Linked DNA regions of Mus musculus: region 2 is linked to region 1. Evidence: chromatin loops called from intact Hi-C (ENCODE). Cell type or tissue: left cerebral cortex. All regions are shown on one strand.

Region 1 (5,000 bases):
AGCTACCTTGCTGCTACGGCCACTATTCTTCATTTTGGTGGAGCCGAACTTGGTGGCAGCAAAAGTGGCAGTGGTAAAGGTTAAAGGCTGCGTGGACCGGGGCATGAAGGTAGGGCTGACAGCAGCAGAGTGGCCGAAGGGAGGTGAGGGAGAGCTGGACACGGAGGAGGCCGGGTCGCTTATGGGCATGAACACCTGGGCCTCCGGGTTAAAGCTGTTTTTGATCTCCTTATCCAGCTCACAGCCGGTTTCACTACTGTCGTCCACGTACAGCACCTTCACTGGTCCCTTTTCGCCGATCTGGTAGGAAACCTCAAACGGGTCGATCCAGACACTCAAATCCTGTGGCAGATTGCCACGAACATCGTCAATGTCCAAACCACTCTCTTTGGATGCCTGCTCGATCACGGGGTCTACCTTCTCCCCCACGTGTATACATCTAAACCCTGAGCCTTTGTATGGCTTTTCAGGATACCAGTGCCCTTCATATTTCTTCTTAAGAAGTCTTTCAAGCTCTTCACCAAAAATGTTGACACGTCTCCTGGGAAGCTTATTGTACAAGTAAGAAATAATAAAATTGAGTGCTACTTGGATTTCAAGCTGCATAGCTGCGAAGCCACAAAAGTTAGCTTTGTTTCAACTCCTCCACCAGAAAAATAAATTTTTTAAAAAAAAAAATCAGTTTGTGGCAGAGAAACAAATTCTCATTCAAAGTGCTGGTATTAGAAGATTATCCTTCAACCTTCCCGTGGTCTTGTTCCTTTAAGAAAATAAAACAAAAGCAAACACATCCAAGTGAGATCAATGTAACAGCTCCAAAGCTTTCTACCTGAAGCAATTTTATTTTTGAAAATGTCTACTGGGCTAGAAAGACTGGAAATGACCGCTGGAAAATAAAAGGAACAGACCATAAAAAAAAAAAAAATCCTCTTGCTAAAGTTCAAGACAGATTTATAGTTAAAACAGCATTCTACATACCACTTCCCAGCAGGACTTACAGGACCTCCAGAACATGTATCCTTTATGTTTCTTCTCGCACAGTGTTTACTAACTGTACTGCACACTCATCCACCCACCTACCCGTACACTCCACTTTTACAAGTTGGTCATTAGTTTCCTTGCTAGTCACCATTTTAGAAGTGAATCCCTAGTTCCTTTTGGAAACATCACATTTAAATCTGCTTTATGTTAAATATTCGGAAATGTTATAAGTTACAAAATTATTTTTAATTTTCAAAGTACCTGGTACTAAAATTAAAGGTACTAAATGAGTTGTCATCTTGGTAAATGAAACCAAATTATCCTCTCTAGTTTTAACCATGCCAAGGGCTCTCACACTCTTGCTCTTCTGGGAGCCTTTTTCTTTTTTATTGTGTACTGCCCCCCCCCCCCACACACACACATTCTGAAATTCCTCTCAGCTGCAAGTATAAGAAAAACAAGCAGCTTAAAACTCCTATTGATTACTCTGCTTAAAGGGCAGAGTTTCTCAGTTTTATTCTTATTTTTAAAAGCCATCTCCTTCCCTCTTCGGATAAACGGGCAGTCCCTGGAGAGGCTGGAGCGAAAAGGTCGACCTTTAAACGTTTGCTGGATCAGCACTGGGTGGGGATAAGAAAAGATCAAGGGCAAAGAGAGGTATTTCCAAGGGAGAGCTATTTGTACAACGAGGTTGATCAAAAAGGGCATTTAAAATAATCAAACTGGTGTGGATCCGTCTGTTCCATTTTCCATATTCTTGGTGACAAAGGGCAAAGAATCTCTCGTGTAGCCCCCAAACTACACTTTCCAAGCCGAAACCCAAGAGCAGGCAGAGAAAGCAGATTCAGCTGGACTGCTTGAAGGTGCAGCCGAGCCCAGACAGGCTGGGTGGAAGGTGGTTTTTAAAGCAACGCCTTAACACAGGACTGTGAAGAATTACATAAACAGCCAGTTGGGTCTCATTAGATTTCTGCTCACAGCGCTGGGAGCCCGAGCGCTACAGCAGCAGCAACAGCCAGAGGAGGTGGAGGTGGAGGAGGAGGAGGAGGAGGAGGAGGAGGAGGAGGAGGAGGAGGAGGAGGAGGAAGAGGAGGAAGACTACTAGACTTGCTCCGGGAGGAGGAGCTCGGCCCGGGGAAAAGGAGAGCAGGCTCTTTAGCTGCCTCAGGGACGCGGCCCGGGCACCGGCAGGTCGCGGCGCGGGCCGCCCAGTCTTCCCCTCCCCCGCCGTAACCTGACCCTGCCGTCCCCCACTCTGCTCCCCGCTCGAGGCTCCTGGGACCTAGCCAGCATCCCGGAGCACCGGTCCGGGCCCGATCCCTGTATCCCGGCGCCCCCTCCCCCTGCCTGGGCGCCGCTGCCCCCACCCCGGGTGCTCCCTCCTCCCGGTTGCCCGTCGGCCGTCAAGCCTCCGGACCAGGTCCCCGGAGCCACTCCATTCCCTTGGGTCCCCGAGGCCGCCCCTCCACACCCGGGCTCGCAGGACGCTGCAGCCACTCCCTCGGCCCCTAGCCGCCGCCCCGCCGTACTTACAAGCTGCTCCGGAGCTGCGGCCGCCGCCGAGCCGCGGCTGGGCGGGGGAGAAGGGGCAGCGGGCGGGGGCGCGGGTGGGTCGGGAGCGGCGAGGCGACGGGGTGCAAGACGTCGCCACCGCCGGACACGCGACGGACGCCTCGGGCGGGTCCGGGAGCTCGCTGCTCTGGCTCAGGGGTGGCGGGGACGGCAAGCTTACACGAGCGCGCTCGCTTCTCTACACAGCCCGGCGGCCCGGCCCTGCGTCCCCGTACAGCGCCCTCTGCGCGCCGGGCCAGAGCTTCGCTCCTTCTGCCGCGGCGCGCGCCCCGCCTCTCGTTTTATAGCCTCCTCCCCGCCCCCAGCCTCCGCGGGGGTGCGCGCCGCTCGCGTCACAGTCCCGCCCTCCCCACCCGGCACCCCCCGGCCGCGCCGACTCCGCCCCTGCCCTGCCCCCCGACGCCATTGGCCAAGTCCCGCCTGCCCACGTCCAGACGGCCGCTGATAGATGGTCACGCCTCCTGAACGCCGCTGTGACCAATGAGCTGAGAGTCCCGAGAGGTTGGGGGAGGGGTTAAGGGAGGCCTTGGAAGGGGATTGGACAAGGGTAGGGATGGGATGGTAGGGATGGGGTGGCAGGGCCCGGGGGCCTGGGGGTGGGGGGTGGGGGGTGGGGGGGGAGGAGGGGGAGCAGGTGGCGACGCGGCGGGGACCGGCCGGGAGGGGCAGCCGAGGCTGGGGGAGGGAGGGCAGAGTACACGGAAAAGGCTGCTTCCGAGCGAGTGCGACTGTGGCCGAGGAAAACCCCACTCCTGGGCGAGCTAGCCTGTGGGTCTCAGCCCATCCCGGGGTAACCGGGACTCGTGCTCCCGATTCATTGAGTATTAATCCCCGCAGGGCCTAGGCCAACTGCCACCCCGAGAGTGACAACTGCAGAACCTGGGGGTGGGGAAGGGAGGCCACGTCGCTGCACCTCCCGCACAGGTGACAGTTTAACTGCCTCTGCAGCTCCCCCTGGCCAAATCTCCCCGGGTCACCTGGCAGCAGCTCGGACATGAGGGTTGCTTGAGACCGTAAGAAAAAAAAATTGTCTTATATCAAACGTCGCAGAGAGCGACACGCTGCCAAACTGCCTGTGTGACTCTGTGTGCGTGCCCACGCGTGCATTTTGAGAACTTTCACCCAGGCCCACAAAATAAACACGAGGCCTCGCTGAGGAACCTGCGAGAGTTTATGAACTGTGCACAGGTGTCCAGGGAATAGGGACGCCAGGGACTCTAGGGGCGCGGATAGGCGCCGTTTCCACAACCTGCAGCCCAGAAATCCGAGTTATCGTCCGGAGTGGAACGGGGCGTTCCTCTTGGCTAAAAATAATTACTCACAGGTAGCAACGATGCCTGATTGGTCGCACTGGACCTTAGCGGCCAGACGATTGGCTGTCTGGTCTCCAGGAGACCGACGTCAAACTCGGACTGGGTAAAGGCGAGAGAAAGTCGAGGGGGAGCCTCGGAGAGAAGGGGGGGGGGGGTTGGGGGGGGGGAGAAAGCGCAGCAGTGAATGAAACGCCCAGGGCCCTGCCTTCCCCTTCCCTGTCCTGGGCATTCGGGCCATGCTTCCTGGAAAAAAACCGGTCCCCGTGCTGCCTTGCCCTTAAACACTGCAGGGCGGGCATTTCTATGCCTGTCTAGAGGTTAAAGCACAACTCACCGTCTGTGTAGCCCATCTGTACCACCCAGGGCACAAACCCTGGTCTACGCGACCCGCCAAGAGCCTTTTCATTTTATAGATGCAGAAGTCTGGATGTAGCCTATTATTTTGCACTCGGACCTGCTTGCGTGGGTTCCCACCTCCTCTTTTAGAAGGAACAGCTTTGAGAAAGGATATTTCTAAAGTCTCACAGCGTGTGAGAATGGGAGGGTTTGTGGAATGGGCTGAGGGGTGGGGTGGCGACCGGTCAGGTGACCCATTTCTTGTTTATTGCACAGGTTCCTAAAACTTGGGTAGCGTTTTTTTTTTTTTTTTCTTAAGAACATAGAAGTTTTACTCAAAAACGCTTTAAATTCTGTTTTATTTTTAGTATTTCGGCTTTTTAGTTGCAGAGTGGAATTAGATTGTGAGAGCATGGTGTTTAAAATGGAAGCATCTGGCAGCAAAATATTTTAATATAAATTATTCTTCCACTGTTTTCCTTCGTTGTGTGGTTTTGCTTTTCTAGTGTGAACGTTAATTTGTCACTGAAATAAGGCATTTTTAATTCTGTAGTTAGTTGGGCACAGAAATTGCAAGAATCTAGGTAAGATATTTTGGGACTGGCTTACCAAGAGAAACACTTTATCTTTTATGTGCCCTAGAAGCACAATTTATTACCATTAGGCAAATGTTACTGTACCAAACGCTCAGAATTACAGACACATGTGCTGGGCCATGTGTCTTGATTTGTGATTTGGAAAATATATCACTATAATTAGGGAGCATATTAGACTTGGCTGAGATTAAAATGTCTAACT
Region 2 (5,000 bases), 170 kb after region 1:
TAAGATACTTTCAAACTAAAAAATATATAAACTATTTTTTAAATTTAGATTTATTTACTTATTTGTGTGCGGTTGAACAAGGTGTGAACTACAGTCACTGTGGTTCTGTAGAGGTCAGAGGATAATCGGGAGTTGGTTCTCTCTTCTATCATGTAGGTCCTGAGGATGGGGACTGTCAGAGTTGGTGATAAGCACTTTCACCCAGTAAACTATCTGGGCAGCCCTAAACTATTAGATTATCCTTTGGTTTTCTGGGACTTCTATTTGAATAAGAATGCTTATAAAATGTACTGTTAAAATAAAGCTTACCTTCAGGCTGGTATGAGAACGTGGTTGACTTAATTCTTGAAATTTCCATTGCTCTGATCCTGGGGTCTCGCCTCCTTTCTGAGTGTCAGGTGTAAGCAATCCATCTCCAGCAGGTAGAGGGAAAATCCCTAATGATATAGGACGTTCTTTTCTATTTGAAGAGGGGAGAAAAAAATGAAACATTCTCATTAGTTTTTTATTTGTCGTGATTTTAAGCCTGGGCTGTGGATAGAAAAATCCCAGCTCTTTGGAAGATGAGGCAAGGGGATAACAAGGTCAGGGTCTCCCCTGGCTGTAGAAAGCTTATTCTCAATCTGCAATCAGCTCTCCTACATAATCCTATACGCACACCTAAATAAGTATATACCAAAGAGAAAAAACAGCCTCAAAGCTTTACATTGGCTCCACAAGTTAAGAAAAGTGTGGAAAAACTGTTTAGACACTGTTTTCACCTGCCAAGTTTGGAGCTGTTCATAGGTGAGGTCTCAGAACTTAGCCTAGCCTGACCCTGAACTGGAGATCCTCTGCCTTAGCCCGCTGTATGTTGAGAGTACAGGCATGCATTACCACAGCTGCCTCTGCCAAGAACTTGATGGTGGTCTGGTGTGGTAAACATGGAGAAGAGCTGCTGAGTGTTAGCCATGGAGGTTAGTGGTCATAAGGAACAGGCAAAGGCCTCCCCAGTCCCTGTTCCTAGTTTTCCACTTCCTCAAGCTACAGTGTTTTTACAGTAGGCCTTTTCTGCCTAGAGGAAAATGAATATACTCTTTGAAACAGGGATACTATTCAACAGTAAAAATCCAAAACATTTTTATTTAAGTTCTGGTTTTCTACAAATCATATTACAGTAGTTCTTTTAGGCAGAGTGCAGATGAGAAAACTTCTGTTAGGAAAAAAGAGCAGCTCTTTTCCAAGTCTTTCTTTACTGGGAGTGATGGAGTCCTAGCACGTAGGAGATAGACAGGAGGAGGAGTTCAAGGTCATCCTTGTACACAAAGCACAATAGAGCCCAGCCTGTTTACATTAGAGCCTGTCTCCAAAACATTACAAAGAAGGTGGAGGGATGACTCAGTGGATAAAGGCAATTGGCACCAAGCCTGACACCTGCGTTCAGTCTCTAGGACCCTCATGGCAGAAGGAGAGAACCAGCTCCTACAGGCTGTCTTCTGACCTCCACATTCATACTCCAATAAGTAGTAAATAAATCTAAATCTGAAACAAGTAAACACTAGTCAGCTATTTCACAAGTCAGTGACAAAGAGTTTTATTTTTCCTAATAGAGAGTATACTGCACATTACACGTTTCTATTTCCAGGCAATAGAACTTGTTTCTTCTTGAGACTTATTAGCTTTTACTTTAAACTACATCATTTCTGCTTCTTTGTTCTTAAACTGCAATCCTCTTTTTTTCTCATTAAATGATAGCCAAGTGTTTTGGTTTCCTTTAGTTAACAGAATGAAAAGTTGCTAGCCTGCTGTCTATTCCCAATTTTGAAAAACTTACTTTGGGAACAGAAATTCCCAAACTACTATCTGACTTTTATCTAACAAGCCTTCATGCCTTAAGGGAGAAGCAAGTAGGAATTTAATCAGAGTCTATCTAATATAAAGCTAGGAAGATAGCGCAGATTTCCTGAGATACAAGCCCATCACTGGCACCATCTTCCCACATAAACTCCTTTCCACACATATGGAGTGCGCAGTCTTCTTTAAACCCAAGCTTCCTTTCCTATTCCATCTATACGCCCAACTCTCTATTTTGCTTTTATCACTTTTTTGAGAAAAACAGATCTCTAGGAGGGGGTCAAATATGCTTGGAGTTTCTCTGCTCCAGATCTAGAAAATTAGCATCACCATGTGCTTCTTCCTCTGCGGACTGACCAATTAGATAGCTGATGGGGGCAAGAGATGCAGTTACATAAGTCTGACAATATTCTACTCTCAAAACAAAGTTCGTGAAAGGCAAACACTAGTCTTGAGCTTTGTTGTCATGCATGTTTGATGCTGTTTGTATTATATGCTTCAATAAAAATCACAGAAAAGTTAACCAAAAAAAAAAAAAAAAAAAAGGAGAACCTGTAGAAAAATACCAAGTGGCAGATTTCAGTCCCTACACTGAAGCACCTGCTCTCGCTGTCCAGCCACTGACTCCCTAACAGAAGCAAGGCTGACAAGTGTCTGAATCTTGTTATAGTCTCTAGCTAGTAGCTTCAGTTGTATATATTGATTTTTAGTTGGTTATTTAAATACCAGCTTATGTGTACTAATGATTTTTGAAAATATGTATTTCAGATAGCCTTTTGGCTATACCTGAAAGAACTGAGCCAGATAAACTGATGTGCTTTATCTGGTCTAACCAACCAGGAAACAGGACTGCTTTTCCAGATTTTACAATAGGGAAGATGATGTTCTAAGGCTTTATATATTAGTAACCAGCAGGACTAAGATTAAAAGTCACTTCTACTAAAAATGTGAGGTACACAAATGACTTACTTATATAATGGATCATATATTTTGCAACTGTAATGAAGTGCAAAAAATAGCTCGCTTGATTTTTTAAAATCAGTCACTGAGGTAAAATACCTTAAGAGAAGGAACCTAAGAGATTAAACAAATCACCAAAGGCTGCATATATGGGACAAGGTAACTCCAAAGTCTTAGTTACTGTATGGCAATACTTCTCCAGCATAGCCTAAGCCAGCCCTTAATATTAGTCATATTAATATTATACATATTTTTAAGCCTACAAGTTTTAGTTTCCTTATATCCTAAATATACATAGATTTGTATACAACTCTTTCAGGTACTAACATATACAAAATAGTCAGACTGTTTCTCAATTTTATACATCAGGAAAGAACCCAGCAGAGAACTGTATGTAATTCCAGCACTGAGAAGGAGACTTCCTGTGGGGTTCAAGGTTAGCTTAGGCTACATGACTTGTTTGAAAAAACAAATATAATTAGGAAAGAAAATAAATGATCAAGTACCTAGTTTTAGACTATACGAGAAAACTAATTTCTGAGTGTTAAAAATTAAACATGAGCTGGCCTATGAATAAAAAGAATCACATGAAAGAAAGGAGCTACTTCCATTCTTCTTGCCTAAATCAGAATTACCATTAAAACATATTTTATCATCACTTAGATACTAATTAGTTATAGTCTATGAATCTTAATTTCAAGTCATGTACAAAAGAGAAATCTGAGCAGATCAGATTCTTTGAGTTTATGAGTTAGAAGACAAGACAGCAAATCCCTAGGCATTGGAAAGTGGTTCACACTGGCTGCACGCAGAGAACAGCAGCTAAGCATGCAGCCTGGTGACCACCCCCACAAGCAGGAATGGGCATTTGTCACCCAGGAGTACAAAGAAAAGAAAGGGCACCGTCTGACCAAACAATAGTGAATAGGCTTTGTGAAGCTTTCACAACTTTGATGTGCAAATAACGGAGGGGAAGGCATTCTAGTCTTGTCTTAAGATTTTCGATTTTTTTTTTTTTTTTTAGTTTAAAATATATTTTATAGTAGCAGGAAAATATCAGTTTCCATAGCTGTTACTCAAACTATAAAACTGACATCAAACCTTACATTAGGCAAAGGATAACTCAAAGAAAAATAAATAAATAAATAAACCTACATTCTGTGGCCAACCATTTGCAATACAAAGCATAAAAGCCATTTGTCCCTCGATACTCGGAAGCTAAATCCAGAGCTCTATACAGACTTCGACCTGGTACTGGGCTCTTGTGCTTCCTTACTCTTCAGCATTGTGACCACGCTGACCTTATATTTGTACAACAGAGAATCCTTTTTTTTTTTTGGTCTGTGATTTCCAAACACAAAACATAGTTCCATTTAGGAACCTACAAATTAATAGACATCCTAGCTCGAGGCCGTTTTCCATTGTTTGAATCTGCAGCAGAAATGGTTACAAAGCAGACTCATGGTCCTAAGAATTATAAAAAACAAACAAACAAACAAACAAAAAAACCCCAGTGAAGCAGGAGCTTCCGAGAGAGTGGACAGAGTACCTGAGTATCCTTGGTAGGTTCTGCGTCAGCGCTGGCACCCCGGTAGAAATAGAAAAGTGCACAAGCAGCAAAACAGAGAGAGATACTAAGATCGCAGAATTAATGACCACCGCCCCGCCAACAAAGCCAAACACAAACAGCAGCATGCATCCAGGATTCATGGCGCTGTGCTGGCATGGTGAAATGTCCGAACCAGGAGGCCTACACAGGGGCCAAAAGGGTATCTTTGTAGTGAGGATCTGTCATTCAGCTGCTGCCACAAAAACAATGCCAGCAGCAGCAGCTTTCCACTCCATCCTGCAGCGGCTCCCAAGCGATGACGTCATTCCGCTCCCCCCACCTCATAACCATAGAGCTGCAGCTCCTAGCATTTATGCAGCAACCCAGAAGAGAGCCAGCCTATTAACTACGTTCCTCGCCACTAAGAGTCTTGGCTTAGCCCATTGGCTACAATACCTAGCGATCTACATAATTTATTCACACTCCTACATCAAACAGATGGCTGGCTAACCCTTTTAAACATGCCTCTGTGCAACAAAAAGGACCAATTATATGGGAGAAATGAAACATTTCAGCATACCCACAAACTGGAAAATTTCAAACCTACTCTGAATGCCCATCAAGTATCAAGAAAATAATTAAAACCCTGCACTATGTT

What was found. Hi-C counts contacts between places; a loop is a spot of excess contacts. Peaks named below come from ENCODE experiments on the same cell type or tissue, not always from the same donor. Only the 100,000 strongest peaks of a DNase experiment are listed, where the experiment ranks them.
Region 2: it touches region 1 in a loop (4-fold over the local background); 1 of 42 quality-filtered maps calls a loop at or near these places.

What each region holds. Positions count from the first base shown.
Region 1 is chr11:94,209,246-94,214,245 of GRCm38, reverse strand. Tob1 (transducer of ErbB-2.1) reads right to left here and starts at 2,792. Exons shown (of 2, transcript NM_009427.2): 1 at 2,515-2,792; 2 at 1-760. The coding sequence starts at 606. In left cerebral cortex, a CTCF peak has its summit at 2,754; DNase peaks (open chromatin) are centred at 3,028, 3,896, 4,306, 4,689 and 3 more places; H3K4me3 peaks cover 4,493 bases; H3K27ac peaks cover 4,258 bases.
Region 2 is chr11:94,043,868-94,048,867 of GRCm38, reverse strand. Spag9 (sperm associated antigen 9) reads right to left here. Exons shown (of 29, transcript NM_027569.3): 5 at 310-460. Among named protein-coding and RNA genes, the nearest start is that of Gm38951, 28 kb to the left of the region's middle. In left cerebral cortex, a CTCF peak has its summit at 2,418; DNase peaks (open chromatin) are centred at 2,066, 2,157, 3,630 and 4,711; H3K4me3 peaks cover 3,777 bases; H3K27ac peaks cover 2,649 bases.